2 separate regions of the Homo sapiens genome follow, and region 1 is linked to region 2. Evidence: chromatin loops called from intact Hi-C (ENCODE). Cell type or tissue: dorsolateral prefrontal cortex. All regions are shown on one strand.

Region 1 (8,000 bases), 54 kb after region 2:
GCATGGTCAGACCACAGAATTAGTCTGATGTGAGAAGTCTGGGGTGAAATGGGAGTCCAGGCTGGTGGGTCCTGGTTGCTGAGGTCTATTGGGAAGCTGAGGCTTAGAGATGAGGCAGGAAGCCATCGCTGAATTTCACCCTAAGTCAACCCCCTCCAGTCTGTGTCTGTATTCCCAGAACTGCCCATCTTCCCACAGTTGGGCCACATGAGTCCTTCCTGTCACTAGAGGGAATGGAAGCAAATGTGTGGAAGGGGCCCGGGTTACTGGAAGGGCATTTCCTAAAGTAAGGGTGGCATGGAAGTGACCCTATGAGCATCTGTGAAGCCTTCCTTTGATGTCTGTTGTTGAAACCCTGCTTATGCAGTTATTTGTTTTCATACAAGAACATTTTTCTTATTCCCCTTCCTTAAGCAGTTATGAACATGTAATATCTAATAATTCAATACTCTCCATCAATGCAAATAAGAGCTCCAATCCTAAGAAAGGGGTAGGTTCTGGGTTACATCCCCTATACCAAATAGTCCTTTAATGGTTAGTATTACAGGAACATTAGTCAGATATAGAAATTTTTAAAAAAATATGGGCTGGTCTCCTGACTTTTCATTTGATTTAAAAAGACTGATTTACTGCTGGGAAAACCTCTTTTCAGAGGAAAGGTTGTGTGAGTTTTAGTTCCCTTGCACTATGGCCACAAGGAAGATGGGATCATTGGTATTGCCAGCCCATCCTGCATAACTTAGGTATGTTTAAACTCAAAAGCACATTTGTCACATGGGTTGTCAGAACTCTACTGTACAGAGTTAAGTGAGCTCTATATTAGAAGGCTTTGGAAGACCACAACATCCTCATCCCACTCAGCCCCGACCCAAATCCCTGCTGAAAATAGACCTAAACTCAGGTTACAAACCAGAACCAGAAACAATGCCAACTTTATAATAAGAAAGATGAAGTACTATGTTCTCCCTAAGTTAGTGGTTCTTTGATTTGAGCATGTGTAAGAATCACTTGGTAATTTTTTTCTAACCTGTAGTGTTTGGGGGATCTTACCTTAGGGATTCTGGATCTCATGGTTTCTGGACACTGTCTAAGCCAGTGGTTTTCAAACCTACATGCTACTGGAATCTGCTTTTTAAAAAGAGATGCTCAGGTTGCACCTAATTTAATTAGAATATCTGGGGAGTCAGGGCCAGGCTTTGGTAGCTTTTAAAAGCTCTGTTGGTTGTTTTAATATGAAGCCAGTTACGAGTCCCTGGTGTAAGCTAAGAAGCCTCTCGTATAGACATGGCTGAAGGTTCTTTGGAAGTCTTTTGGATGAGACAGCTAGCTTAACATGCTTATCTTCAGACAGACAAGGTATCCTGCCCCAACACGTCCAACTAGCCATATTAAAAATTCATGTCTTACAACATGGATAAGCATTAGAAGGCTTGTGAAACCCTTGGATTTACAGGCTAAAATTTGTGCAGATGTGCATATGTCCCCCTTTCTAGGGAGAGAGTATTCAGCTTCACTGGATTCACTTTATTTTCTTCCCTATCCCCTTGTTTTATTCGTTTATTCATTCATTCCTTTTTATCCCCATGCCCTGCTCCCATTCTTGTGGGTAAAGTATGCTAAAGTATATCTGGGACTCATAAAGTATACCAGGGACTCATAAAGTATACCTTTTTTGCTAAAGCATATCTTTGTTTGCATGTTTTTCTTTGCTTTCTGTGGATCTATTTGTAATTTATCTGAATGATGTGATCTTACTCAGTGCTATGCTTTTAAGGTCTATGTTAATTGGTATGCATACATCTAATCCATGACTCCCACCTGCTGCGTCCTGCTTCATGGGGCATCGGCATTATTCTACCTGTCTACTTCCCCAGTGATGGATACTCAGCATGTTTCCAACTCTCCTTGGCCATGAATAGCCAAGGCTGCTCACAGCAGCCTGGAGTATGTCCCCTTATAAACATGCACGAGAACTTCTTGGGAAATAGACCCAGAAGAGGAACTGCTGGGTCACAGCAGGAAGCAAGTAGTTCTTTTGACTAGGAAGGGCTGGACTGCCGTCCATATACAGAGCCATGTACTCCCACTCCCTTCACTGGATTCCTGAATGAGCTGAGATCTGCCTTCTGGTAAAGTGTAAAAGCCAGGATGATAGTCTAGGCTGGGCCTTCGACCCTCATTGCGGTTTGCTTTTCCGTTTGCCTTTCTTTTTCCTTCTTCCGGGTCTACCTTCTTTCCCATTCCCTGTGGCTGCTGTATTAAACCTTCATCACCACCCTCAAGTCTCTTATTCTACCTCAACTTCTTTTTCACAGAGAAAACTTAGGTCATCTTTAATTTTCTCTCTCTTCTTCTCAGTGTGCCAATGTCAGCCCCATCTTGATTTGTTTTTCCATTCTTGCTCCCTTCCAGGGCTAACCTCCACTGAGCTTTTATTCCCTACCTTCCTGTCTTCCAGGAGCCTTGCTGTGTCAGCTTTTCCTGTTGTTTCTCTACCTTTCTCTTACCATTAGCTTATTCTGTGGCCTATAATATTAGCCAATTCTTTCCCATCCTGAAACCAACTTCCCTTTTACTTAAGCTACCTCTCTTTGTTCTTTCTAAAAATGTTTTTAGGCCAGGCGCAGTGGCTCATGCCTGTAATCCCAGCACTTTGGGAGGCCAAGGTGGGCGGAACACGAGGTCAGCAGATGAGACCATCGTGGCTAACACAGTGAAACCCCGTCTCTACTAAAAATACAAAAAATTAGCCAGGTGTGGTGGCGGGTGCCTGTAGTCCCAGCTACTTGGGAGGCTGAGGCAGGAGAATCGCTTGAACCCGGGAGGTGGAGGTTGCAGTGAGCCAAGATCACACCACTGCACTCCAGGCTGGGCAACAGAGTGAGACTCTGTCTCAAAAAAAAAAAATGATTTTCATCTATCACCAACTTTTTGAAGGCAATGACATTTCTTCTCACTCGCTCCTCCATGCCCGGCAGTCCAGCCAATGGCCTTCTAGTTGCAAAATCTCTGTACACTTCCCAGTTCCCTCCTGCTTATTTCTCTGTCGCATCTGACACTACTGACAGTCTGCTTCTTCTTGGAGCCGGCTCTCCTCTTGACTTGGCTATCAGGACATTATTTTCTCCTGGTTCGCCCCCTCTTCTTTATGCTTCTTCTCAGTCTCCATTATGGCCTCCTTTCTCTCTACCTTCCCTTCAAACTCCTTTCCCTTATGGCTCCCCTCTTTAGGCCTCAGCACTGCCACATGTTCTCCTGAGAGCTCATCTACTTCTTAGGCTTCCTGAGTTGTCATATGATTCTCAAACTCAGATCTCATTTTAATTCAACAAATAGTTCTTGAAAACTTACTGTGTGCTAGGATCCACAGTCTCATGTGACATATGAGAGTTCACCCTTTCTTCTGAGCTCTAGACCCCTACATCTGATAGAGTTTGTTTGCTACAGTTTGAGGATATGCATATACCTCACAGACTAGCTAAAAGAAATTATATACCTCTAAGTAAGCTTCTTTTGAAGGGGTCCAGAGCACAGCCCCATCTGACAACATGTCAGCAGATAATCCTGCCTGCTCTAATTTTGGCCTGGAGAAGACACCAAAGGCTTCTGGGTCACAAGATGTGCACATATTTTCTTTGACTAAGACAGGACTGCTCTCCAGAACAGCTGGAGTGCCTGCAGTTCTAAGAATATAATTTGGTCCATAGACTTTTTCCCCCCTCCTTTGCAACAGTAAGACATGGATAGAGTACAGGCTGATGAGAATGAATGTATGATGTGAGAATTGTAAATCACGTTGATACTGTCAGTAACAGACCCTGCCCTAAAGTTGCTTACCCCAGTAGTACTGGGATGGTGAGGCTCACACATGAAGGAGAATTGTACCAGGCTGGACATAATTAAATGTGAAACTGAATAAACATTATGCTTTTCTTGTAATAGTTATGTTGGGCAGATTAGGAAGGACAGAGTAAGCAAATCTCTTCTAGGCTGGCCTGGCTGAGCCTCGGAGGACCAGCTGCTCTCTGAGACAGCCTTACCTCTGTTTCAGAATCTGTTTGTTGTCATCGATGGTAACGCTGTCAGCGTGGTCCCTCTTGAAGATTTCAAAAGCCTCCTGGCATCCTAATGACATTTCCTCTCTCATTCCTGTTTGGAGACACAGGGAAATGGCCTCAGTCACAGCATCAGGATCCTATTAATTTCATTGTCACTTCAGTCAGACCACAAAACCAGCCCTGGCTCCAAGAGGCCCACAGCAGAGAGACTCTGACCAGACAGGTGGCCCCAGGCTCTTCCAGCTGGCTGACAACCTGCTGAGGAGGCCCTTCCAGTGCCACCCGCTGCACCCCTCAGGACTGTGCCTGCACAGCCATGTGACTCGTGGGGGGCGGGGTTTGGAATGCCTGCTCGGGGGAAATGAAAACCACAGCGCCAAGCCCTGGACTGCCGAGGATGTCTGCAAATGCCTTTTCTTACCATCGTTCAGTGCCACATTTCTCCCTGGTATGCCCTATTTTGTTTTTCTGTTAAATTTCCAGGCATTTAGTTAAAGGAATTATAATCCAAACTGAAAGATAGCATCTAGAAAATTCTGCTCTTAGTCTCTGTATAACAATTCATTCTTGTTTCCTGTGGTTAGTGAGGGGGTCTCGGCTCTTCTTCAGGAGTTAGGTCCTCAGTTACAAGACTCATGAGCTGGCCATGGCAGGGGTCCCTAGGTCATCTCTAACTTCAATATCCTGTATCGCCTTTGCCAATAAAGGCCAACCCTCACTGCTGGGCGCTGTTCAGAGTTCAACTTCTGGGACCCACGGTCAGTACAGCCAGGACCAGGCTCTCCTCCTCACCACCTCCCGGAGTGAGGGTCAGCGCAGATGTATGCCTGGGACCCCTCAGTGAGAGCTGAATTCACCGCTGGATTTTGGATGCATCTATAGAGCCATTTTTTTTTTTTTAATGCTTCTGCCCTTGGTTCCTTTGCCTGGGAGGCCTTTTCTCATGTTTTCCTCCAGTAACTCTACCTCCGTGGAGCTTTCGTCAAAGCCCAGGCAGAACAAACCCTCTTTTCACCATGTTCCTTATCAATACACCTATAATATGCACAGCCCAGTGGACACTGCCACTTCACATGGCAATCCTTTCTGGTGAAATGTAAGTTTCTCAGGGGGTAGAGATAATAGTTTTTTGTTTGTTTGTTTTGTGAATCCTTGTGTCTTGTTCAAAGTCTGGCATTTAGAAGGTGCTCAGCATACATCTGTTAAATGAATCAGGTTGAGAATGAAGCTGGGTGGTGCTGAGCCTTGCTGTTATTGCTGCGGGAACACAGTCCAGGGTTAGTGAGGCTCACTCTGAGGCCAAGGGTTCCGCAGAGGCTTTCATATGGGCCACATACCACGTCTCCTCTTGCCTGGAAAAAACTCTCTGAGTCCCATCACCCATCCTAAGGGTGAGTAACTGGACTAGCCCATCTGACACCAATTTAATGATTACTCTTGATAAAAATAGCACCGTGAAGAATGTCTAAATGGTGAGGCACAAAAATACACCCCACCCTTTTCTGATCAGAAGCAAATGGGCACGACTCAGCTTTGTCTCCACATCTGCCTTGCACACTCTAGAATTGGGTAGGCCTGGGAATCCGCTTGTGTGAGACGCAGAAAGATGATCCCTGATGCATGAGAGACATTGAGGGGCACGTTTCACCAGCAGAGCCCATTAGGAGCCAGCGGATTCATTCCATACCTTTCCCCTGTCCGGGTCTGCACCCAGTTCTAACAGTGCATGCCTTTTGCTACATAATAAAATAATAACAGACAGTAGAGGGCATGAGACTTTGGACTGGAGATGGGAAGAGAAAAGCTCCACAGAGACCACACTGGAGCCTGCTTGGGGGATCTCCAAATTGCTCCCCCCCGCAGGGGAGCTGATGAGCAGCCTTCCACCAACAGAGGTGTGGGGGTGGTGGGTGAAAGGGGTGTGGGGTGGGAGTGAAAGCTTGCTTAAGCTGCAGGGAAGAAGGGTTCACAGCCTCTTCCCTCCCAGGCTCTGCTTTTTCTGCAGAGCTGACTGTGAATGGACAGCTGGGTGGAAAGGACCACTCCAGAGCCCACGGCACTGTGGCGGCAGCCACTCCTGGGAGAACTTACAATGCACTGAGCAACCATTGGGACTAACTATATTCCCAACAACGAACAACACAAAAGTAAGTGACAATATGAAAACACGAAACAACATGAAACACACCTTCCCTGAGGTGCACTGGGGCCTGGGCCGTGGGAGCAGAAAGGACGTGGAGGGCACAGAGGAGACAAGCGCAGGCAGTTTGGGATCGTTGTGTACGGTCTTGAAGGTCCTACTAAGAAATTCGGGGCCAGCAGCATAACATATTCTACATGCATCGCCAACTTTCAAAGACTTACAATGGAATAAAGTACACATTATGGGAAAGTTACACTGGAAGGATTTAATACTCTTGGTGGCTTAAAAGGCACTTAGGGGTCCTGAAGTGCCAAGGGCTTATCATCAGGAACATAACCTTGGTTTTCCTTCTGTCACGGACAAAGTATTCTGGAGTTGGAGTTCTTTGATTGTGGTGACCACAGGTGAAGGCCATCAGAATGATGGCTATTATCTTGTCAGCTGTTTTCCCAAATGTCCACTCAGGGAGGCCAAGGTGAGGTGGCTGAAGCATAGCTGGAAGGCAAAGAGGCAAGGCAAGGCCAGGATGCCTGCAGAGACTTCAAGGCCACCACTTGGGGCAAGGCTGAGGTCCACAGAGGGAGGCACATGGGAAGGACTCACGGGCAGCTCCAGTGTGTGAGCCCAGGTCCCAGCCTGGCCCTACCCTTGCCCATCCCCATTCTGCTTGTTCAGAGCTCATGCGCAGCTCCTTTGGATTGCACTAATATACCACTTCTCACCCCATTTTGGGATCAGCTGCAAAGTTAATGAACGGCTTTTATTTACTGAAGAAATCACTTCCTTGTCCCTCTGAGGATTTAGAAAACAGGCTCTTTCTCCTATGGCAGTTCCCGTCCCTGAGCATGCACTGTATGCATTTGAAAGAGAAAGAGCAAAGGAGCAAAAAGAGTGATTAAAAGCTCACCTTGCTAATGAGACAATCGTCTATTTATTCTCTCAAGAAGTATTTATTTATATTAGGCATTGTGCTAGGCATGTGACAGAGATGTAAAGTTGAACATTAAAGCTTTGATTCTTGATTTAAAGAATTTGGAGTCCAGTAAGGGAGAAAGAAAAATGAAAAATGGCAGGGCGCAATGGCTCACGACTGTAATCCTAGCACTTTGGGAGGCTGAGGTGGGTGGATCACCTGAGCTCAAGAGTTCAGGTTCAGTCTGGGCAACATGGTGAAACCCATTTCTACTAAAATACAAAAAAAAAAAAAATTAGCTGGGCATGGCAGCACGCACCTGTAATCCCAGCTACTTGGGAGGCTGAGGCAGGAGAATCACTTGAACCCAGGAGGCAGAGGTTGCAGTGAGCCGAGATAGCACCATTGCACTTCAGCCTGGGTGACAAGGTGCGACTCCATCTCAAAACAAAACAAAACAAAAAAACAAAACAAAACAAAACAAAAACAAGAAAAGTGAACAAATATTTACAATGGAGGTTGCTGCTTGCTGTAGAGAGGTATGTGTCCAGCATGCGGGAGAGGGAGGGAGGGAGGCAGGGACTCTCAGCGAGAGTGGGAGAAGGCTGCAAGCAGGAGGGAGCAAGTGAACTTCATCTAGAAGGATCTGAAGGATGAAGCAGCATTTCCCAGGTAGAGAAGACATGGAAGAAGTTTCCAGGTGGAGGGGGCAGAGATGGAGTGTGGATTACAAAGGCAACCTGATTAATATGGGTGGCTCTGCCATCCAATAGAAATGATCTCTAGGTGATTAAAAAATGAATTTCTTATATACTCTATACCAAGGATAGTATCATGTGCTTTCTTATATATTATTTCAGTTAAATTTCTCTATGATCTCCGCAAA
Region 2 (8,000 bases):
TGCAAGAAAGAGTAATCAATGGTGTCTGTGAGTAAATATGGCTAGAGCAGTGTAGTGACTGTGTCTTGTGGAGGCCTTCAATGCTGCTGGTGGCCCAGAGCCATGGTCAGCTCTGTGGCAAGGAGTCTGAAATTGTCTCTGTTTGCTGATGACTTGAGTTTATATATAGAAAACCCTAAAGACTCAACCAAAAAACTTTTGGTTGATAAGTGAGTTCAGTAAAGTTACAGGATACCAAATCAGCATATAAAAGCCAGTAGCATTTCTATATACTAACAACAAACTATCCGAAAGAGAAATTAAAAAAAAATTCCATTAATGATAGTAACAACAACAAAAAACCCAAAGAACAAACAAACAAAAATTGGGTGTAAATTTAACTAAGGAGGTATAATTGAAAACTATAAAACACTGATGAAAGAAATGGAAAAAAACCACAGATAAATGGAAAGATATATTGTATTCATGGATTTGAAGAATTAATATTGTTAAAATATTCATACTACCCAAAGCAATATATAGATTCAATGCAATCCTTATGAAAACTCCAATGTTATTTTTTTACAGAAATAGAAAAAAAATCCTAACGTTCATCTGGAACCACAAAAGACCTTCAATAGTCAAAGTAATCTTGAGCAAAAGGAACAGAGCTGGAGGCATTACACTCTCTGTTTTTAAAATTTACTACAAAGCTATAGTAATCAAAACAGCAGGGCACTGTGATAAACAGACACATTGACCAATGCAACAGGAGAGAAAGCCCAGAAATAAACCTACATATTTATGGCCAGTTGATTTTTGACCAAGGTGCCAAGATCATACATGGGGAAACAACAGTTTCTTCAATAAAAGGTGTTGGGAAAACTGGATATCCACATGCTCAAGAATAAAATTGGATCCCTATCTCAAACCATAAAGAAAAATTACCTCAAAATAGATGAAAGACTTAAATATAAGATCTGAAACTGTAAAACTACCAGAAAAAAACATAAGGGGAATAGTTCAACAACATTAATCTAGGCAATGATTTTCTGGCTGTGACCCTGAAAGCACAGACAACAAAACAAACTTGCACAAATTGGATTATATCAGACTAAAACGCTTTTGCACAGCAAAGGAAACAATCAACAGACTAAAGAGATAACCCAGAGTGGAAAAAAATATTGGCAAACCATACATCTGATAAAGGGTTTATATTCAAAATATATAATGGACTCAAGCAACTCAACAGCAAGAAAACACATAACCCTATTAAAAAAATGGGCAAAGGACCTGAACGGAGATTTCTCTAATGAAGACAAACAAATGGCCAACAGGTTCATAAGAAAATGCTCAACATCCCTAATCATTAGGGAAATGCAAATTAAAATCACAATAAGATAGCACCTCACACCTGTTAAAATGGCTATAAGAAAGATGAAAGATAAGTGTTGGTGAGGATGTGGAGAAAAGAGAACCCTTGTACACTGTTGGTGGAAATGTAAATTGGTACAGTTGTCATAGAAAGCAGTATGGAGGTTGTTCAAAATACTAAAATAGAACCACCATGTGATCCAGCAACCTTGCTTCTGGGTATACATCTGAAGGAACTGAAATCAGTATGTTGAAGAGATATCTGCATTTCCATGTTCATTGTAGCATTGTTCACAATAGCCACGACATTGAATCAACCCATCAACAGATGAATGGATAAATAAAATGTGGTATATATACACAATGGAATACTATTAACCCTTAAACGAGAAGGAAATTCTGTCATTTCCAATAACATGAATGAAACTGGAGGACATTATGCTAAGTTAAATAAGCCAGGCACAGAAAGACAAATAGTGCATGATCTCACTTATGTGAGAATCTGAAATAGTTGAACTCATAGAAATAGAGGCTAGAATGGTGGTTACCAGGGGTGGGAGGTCAGGAGAGGGAGATGTTGGTCAAAGGGTACAAAGTTTCAATTAGATAGGAGGAATGTTTTTGAGATCTATTGCACAGCAGTGTGAACACAAGGAGTAATAATGGACATTTCAAAATTGCTGGGAGTAAATTTCAAATGTCTCACCACAAAAAAAATCATGGGTGAGGCAATGAATATGTTAATTAGCTTGATTTAAACATTCTACATTGTATACACATATCACAACATCACAATGTACCCCCAAAATATATACAATTATGGCTTTTCAATTAGAAATAATATTAAGAGAAGCAAACAAAAATACCAAAAATGGTTGAGTAATGAATGGCAAATTTCCTCTCTCTGCTTGAGCTGGGACATCGATCTCCTGCCCTTGGACGTTGGCACTCTGGCACTCAGGCCTTTGGACTCAGACTGGGACTTACTTTTTTGGCTGCCCTGGTTCCCAGGCCTGCAGGATTGGACTAGAACTACAGCTAGACTTTCCTGGGCCCGCAGCTTGCAGATGGCAGATCATAGGATTTCTCAGCCTCCACACTGAGTGAGCCAATTCCTTCCAAAAAATCTCTCTCCATATATCAATATATTTCCTATTGGTTCTGCTTATCTGGACAACCCTGACCAATACACAGGGTGAATGCTCTTTTTGCTAAACCACAGTTGCTATTGCAGGCTGGCACCAGGGCTGACATAGAGTCTTCCTCTGCCCTCCAGAATGGTTGGTGCAGGAGCCTTAAACCACTCAATGGGTCTGAACCCTTGGCAGTTGGGAACTGGCAGGGAAATGGTGTGCAGGCTCCTCCTCACTCCCAGCCTCTCCCTTGAGCATGGAAATTCGGCTAAGGACCTCATGTCACTGAGGATGGCCCTATATTCACAAGCAACTGTGGATTAGAATTAAGTGGTGAGACACACTGTTGATGGTTTTACAGAGTTACCTGAATTCTTTTGGAACCAACTGAGATGTTATCTCAGCCTTAGAGGGCAGCTGCATCCTTTATATCCTGCCTTATTTCAAGGAGTCAACAATTTTATTTCTGAGAGGGTGAAAACATCTGTAATCCATCCAAGCTCTCCCATGTCTCCGCACCAAGGTTGCGAGTGTTTTCTGCATGTCTGAAGGAAGCCTGCCTTCACAGAGGTAATACTGTGACACTTGAGGGCTGTGGAGTGCTAGAGATTCATCTGTTCATTCAACAAGCAGTCAGTGAAGGCCAGCTAAGCCTCAGGAACTGTGCCCGGCACTGGGCTATCATCTGGTCCAACCACGTCATTTTACAGATGTAGAAACCTGAGCGCAGAGCCCCTCAGCTGCTGGCACATCTTTAAGGCAAAAATGTGATGCCTAAGTTTCACTCATTCATTCAATAAACACTTATGGAGGACCTACTGCGTGACAGTCACTGTGCTTGGTGTTGGGGAAAGAAAGACAATCTGTCCAGTGTGGGAGACACAGACTAATCATCACTGTCTAGTGTGACTAGCTGCATCACAGAGGGATATGCAGAGTTCTGTGTGAGCCCAGAGGGAGCTGAGATAGCTCTGGGGAGGGGAAGTTTGGACTATCTGACTTTGGAAATGTTTTAAACAGAGCCATGATATTGGAAGAAAGAAGATATATTAAAAGCTGCAGAACTCTTTCTTCAAATACAAGCTTAATGGAAAGAAAAAAAAAGATCTGAAGTTGTTTTGGTTGAATTTGAGTGGGCGAGAATCCCAAAGCTGCGCTGTTTGCACAGTGGCTGTCCTCACCCTTGCCTCGTGGTCCTGAAGGGGCTGTGGAGACCATCTAGGCTGCACAGAGCACATTTTGCAGACCACTGGGCTAGAGGATGCTGGAAGATCCCCTTCCGTTGTTTTCTCTTTTTCTTTTTTATTTTTTTAAATTTGCTGTCTCCCAGGCTGTAGTGCAGTGGCTCACAGCAGTCTTGACTTCAAGGAATCTTCCCGCCTTAGCCTCCCAAGTAGCTAGGACTACAGGTATGTGCTGCTGTACCTGGCTAATTTTTTAATCTTTTCTAGAAATGAGGTCTCGCTATGCTGCCCAGGCTGGTCTCCAACTGCTGGCCTCAAGCGATTCTCCTACCTTGGCCTCCCAAAGTGCTGAGATTACAGGTATGAGCCACTGTGCCTGCCCTGCCGTCCCCCATCCCCCCCCAACCCCGGTTTCAGTTCAGTCTCAATCAGTGGCTCCTCTCCATATCCTTGGATTCCCAGTTTCACACACTGGATCATGCTAGGTGCTCAGTGAAATCTGGGGAATAAATGGTTGACAGTCTGGCCTTTTGCTTTCTCTTAAATTTGTTGTCCCTAGGTGCAGAACTGCAAAAAGCATTTCAAAACTCAGTCTTTACCAATTTTACATCAAATGGGAGAAAGTGGCATCAACAGCCGAGGCCTGTCTTTGAAGAACAACAGGGATGCCACAAGAGGTCACTGCAGGAATGCTGGTTGGGGGAAAAGAGCCCTCTCAGAGGACTAAACTAGAACAACGCAGTGAAACAGGGAGCCAGCAGCTTCAGAGCCTCTCTCCAACCCGTAAGGCCCTTGCAGGGGACTCAGAGCTGCCTCTGCCTGATTTCCCGGGTCAGGTAGTGAAACACCAGCCAGTGGCAATCCCAGGGCTCCACGTGGCATCACAGTCGAATGGCTTGTTCTTGGGGGCTGCTTTTGTTCAAGGAGATCTTTGTTCCTGGGGCAGTGAGAAGAGGGAGGAGGGAGGTGGAAAGAGGGGTAGTGCCCAAGAGGTAGTATTCGTGGGGGAATCTCAGCCATCCTTTGGAACTTGTTGATCTTAAGTTTAAGATATTTTCTTTTTTTAATTAATACTATCAGTATAACTATCTTCTATAACAGTATATGAAACATGCTCGCTGTCGAGGAAATGGGATGTTCCAGTAAGCTCTGTTTTCACAGAAGTTGGGTCAAGGGGTAAACGCAGAGAAGCGTAAATGCAGAGAAACCCCCATCCCGCACACAAACACACAAACCACACACACATATAACATGTACAACATATCCATACCACCAACACACCACACACACACACAAACCCACAAACCACACACACATACACACCACACACACAAGCACAAAACACACATACAACACATACAACATATCCAACATACCACATACACACATACCACGTGCCACATATACATACAATACATACAACATACCCACACTGCACACATACCACATATACACATGCATACAACATATATCCATACCACATACACACACACCACATGCCGCATATACACAGCACACACGTACATACACAACAGACACACGCATACACACACCCCAACTAACCCAAACTATTTCCCACTCTTCTCTGTGGTTCAGAATCCTGCCCATTCCTCAAGACTCAGCCCAGGCCTGTGGTCTTGGTGACAACCCCCCAGGGCCACTCCTTCTGGTAAGAACGGGAAGTTCTCATGGCCTGTCCCTCTCACCTGACACATTTCACATGCTGCTTGGTAGTGTGATGTATCTTTTAAATTTTAACCACAGGCACCTGTTAAGGGTTTTGATTGTGAACTGAACAAGATCCAGCCCTGATCAAATATTGCTTAGAAGAGATATTTGAGAGAGAGGCCACAGCCCACGTTCCTGGGGCTGGATTCTTCCAGTTTTAGTCCTGCTCTGTGTGGCCATCAGAAAGCTGAGTACCCGGATCCTATTATCTTGGCCGCTCACATAAACGCTTTCAGTGAGCTATGCTTTAATGTCAGGCCTCTAGCTTTTATAGAGGGTCGATACAAGAATCATCTGGTTGAATAACATTTCGGTATCTTTTGTAAAACTGCAGTTGAAGACATCGTTCACTGTGTCACTCAGTGTCCTTTATACAAGGATCCGCACGATAAATTCTGGCTTGTATTTAGTTCCAGGAAGAAATTCTATTTTCTGCAGATAAATTAGTTAGTATGCTTCCTGCTGTCAGAAAATGAAAACTATGTAACTCTGGGTGCCTCTTTTTTGCTTAGCAGCTAGACAAGAGAGAGCCAAATTTATTGCCTGTGTGTTGTAATTTGCTCAGCTGTGGAGTCCAAAAGCACTTATGCCTTCTACTTCTTTTAAATGGGCTTATTTTATTTTATGCTCAAATGTCTCATTGTGCTTTTGCAAAATGTGTGAGTCTGGAAGTCACCTGGGGAAGCATTCATCTGGCCATTGACTTGGCCTATTTATTGCTTGTGCTGGCTGCTAGGGATTCGAAGATGAATTTGACTGCACCCACCTTTCCTGGAGCTTACATTTTAGCATGGAGAATATATATGGAAATAAATAATTACAAAATAGGGTTGGTGCTTTAACAGAGACCCATGAGGCGGAGGCAAAAGCAGATTTTGGGAGAAGGGGTCAGGGAAGGCTTCACAGAGGAGGTCAATGTTGAATTGGTTTTGTGGCTACAGTGGGAAGAGGACAGTGAATGGAAGAATGTAGGTAGCTGAATCTGATACTTAAAAAAAGGAGTTGTCTTTTTATGCACATGTCAACTCATCCTGGTTAGATTGGAAACTCTTTGAGGGCAGGCACTGGATACAGCCCTCTGTGGATTCCATGATGCCTGGCAAAGTGCTAAGGGCAGTGCAGCGTGATGGCTGGAACACTGCTGTGGACCCAGGCTACTGGCCTTGCATCCACAGCGGAGCAAAGTTAGGCAGGTTTCCTTAACCCCTTTGGGCCTTAAATGTAAAGTGAGGATAATAGTAACATCTACGTCATTGGGTTGTGAGCATTAAAGAAAGAAACACATGTAGAGAACTTAGTAACATGCCTGGCACATGGTAAAGTACTCAAGAAACATTTGCTGATTAGTCTCATCTGCATTATCAACAATACTAAATCATTTGGGGTCGATAGTACAGTAAAGTGGTAAAAACACACACAACTGAATTCAGCAAAGCACTCTCAGCTCAGCTAGCTGAATCTAGTTAAGTTAGTATCATTTCCAACTGACGCCTAATTTAAAAATAACATTGTTCTATTGTTTCCTGAAATAGTGTGTGGGAGTCAGCCCTCCTATAAGCCCTGATGATGTTCTTAGAGATGGTTATTGATGTTTGTCTTAAAAGACACCCCCAGCTCTGACTGTCACATCTAGGGAGCTCACAAGGTACAATGCTTCTTCAGCCTCCTTTTTGTCTTCATTAGTTCTCCTGTCCACTAAGTTTTAAAAGGACCAGGGTTCGGTAGATGTTTATGTTTCCTGATGTATCTTGGGTGAGTTGTAAATGAAGAAAGAACCATAGTCTTGACTTTCAGCCAGGAAAGAGAGTAGGAATCCTTATAAAAGCACATGCACAGTCACGCGTGTGTGCACATGCACGCGCACACACACACACGCACACACCCGGCCATGAAAGGGCCATCCATATGCCATTGGTGTGGTGGCAAATGTTTAACAGCCACTCTTTGGAAAAAAAAAAAAGCCACATTTATAATACTTGCCAATTTCCTTGGTGTAAATATTTCCAGCATGGCTGATTTGAAGCCACCAGTATGATCTCGCTAAATGTGGATTTGGGAAGAGAGGCACCGCAGCACCTCGTCACACAGTGTTCCCACCACACAGATACAGTGGATACAGATCACTTCAAAAGCACAGATAATAACACAATGTAGTAAATTAACTAGGAAGTGGTGAATTTTGAGTATTTGTTACCTTTGTTTCTTAATATAACATTTAATTGTAAACTTATCTAATTTAATTTTAATAACATCTTTGTTTAAAAACGGCTCCCCACATTCCTGGAGTACTAACAGTTTATGCTTTTATGGACTGAGCCAGCTCAGCACACCACTGGGAATGGCTTATCATCATCCATGAATGATTTCTTCCAAATGGTGCCTCTCACATTACCACTAAATCTTTGTTCCTTTGGGATATGGGATTGCCTTTATAGAAATTTCCCTGGGCACACATCTACTTACACATCCAGAGACATATTCTTATGCAAAACATATAAGAAAAACTCTCCTGATCCAACTTGCTCATCACCCTTCCCCACGACAAACCCAAACCGATCACACCCACACTTTCATGAAACCATAGGAACATGTAGGCAAAAGA

The links. Hi-C counts contacts between places; a loop is a spot of excess contacts. Peaks named below come from ENCODE experiments on the same cell type or tissue, not always from the same donor. Only the 100,000 strongest peaks of a DNase experiment are listed, where the experiment ranks them.
Region 1: it touches region 2 in a loop (2.9-fold over the local background); 2 of 110 quality-filtered maps call a loop at or near these places.

What each region holds. Positions count from the first base shown.
Region 1 is chr6:39,427,013-39,435,012 of GRCh38, forward strand. KIF6 (kinesin family member 6) reads right to left here. Exons shown (of 23, transcript NM_145027.6): 14 at 4,041-4,149. Among named protein-coding and RNA genes, the nearest start is that of KCNK16, 110 kb to the left of the region's middle. In dorsolateral prefrontal cortex, a CTCF peak has its summit at 4,371 (motif pointing left); a DNase peak (open chromatin) is centred at 4,389; H3K4me3 peaks cover 1,009 bases; H3K27ac peaks cover 2,031 bases.
Region 2 is chr6:39,373,297-39,381,296 of GRCh38, forward strand. The region is part of intron 16 of KIF6 (kinesin family member 6); the gene reads right to left. The region is part of intron 3 of LOC107986594 (a long non-coding RNA gene); the gene reads left to right. Among named protein-coding and RNA genes, the nearest start is that of KCNK16, 55 kb to the left of the region's middle. In dorsolateral prefrontal cortex, CTCF peaks have their summits at 4,336 (motif pointing right) and 4,536; a DNase peak (open chromatin) is centred at 4,365; H3K27ac peaks cover 2,237 bases.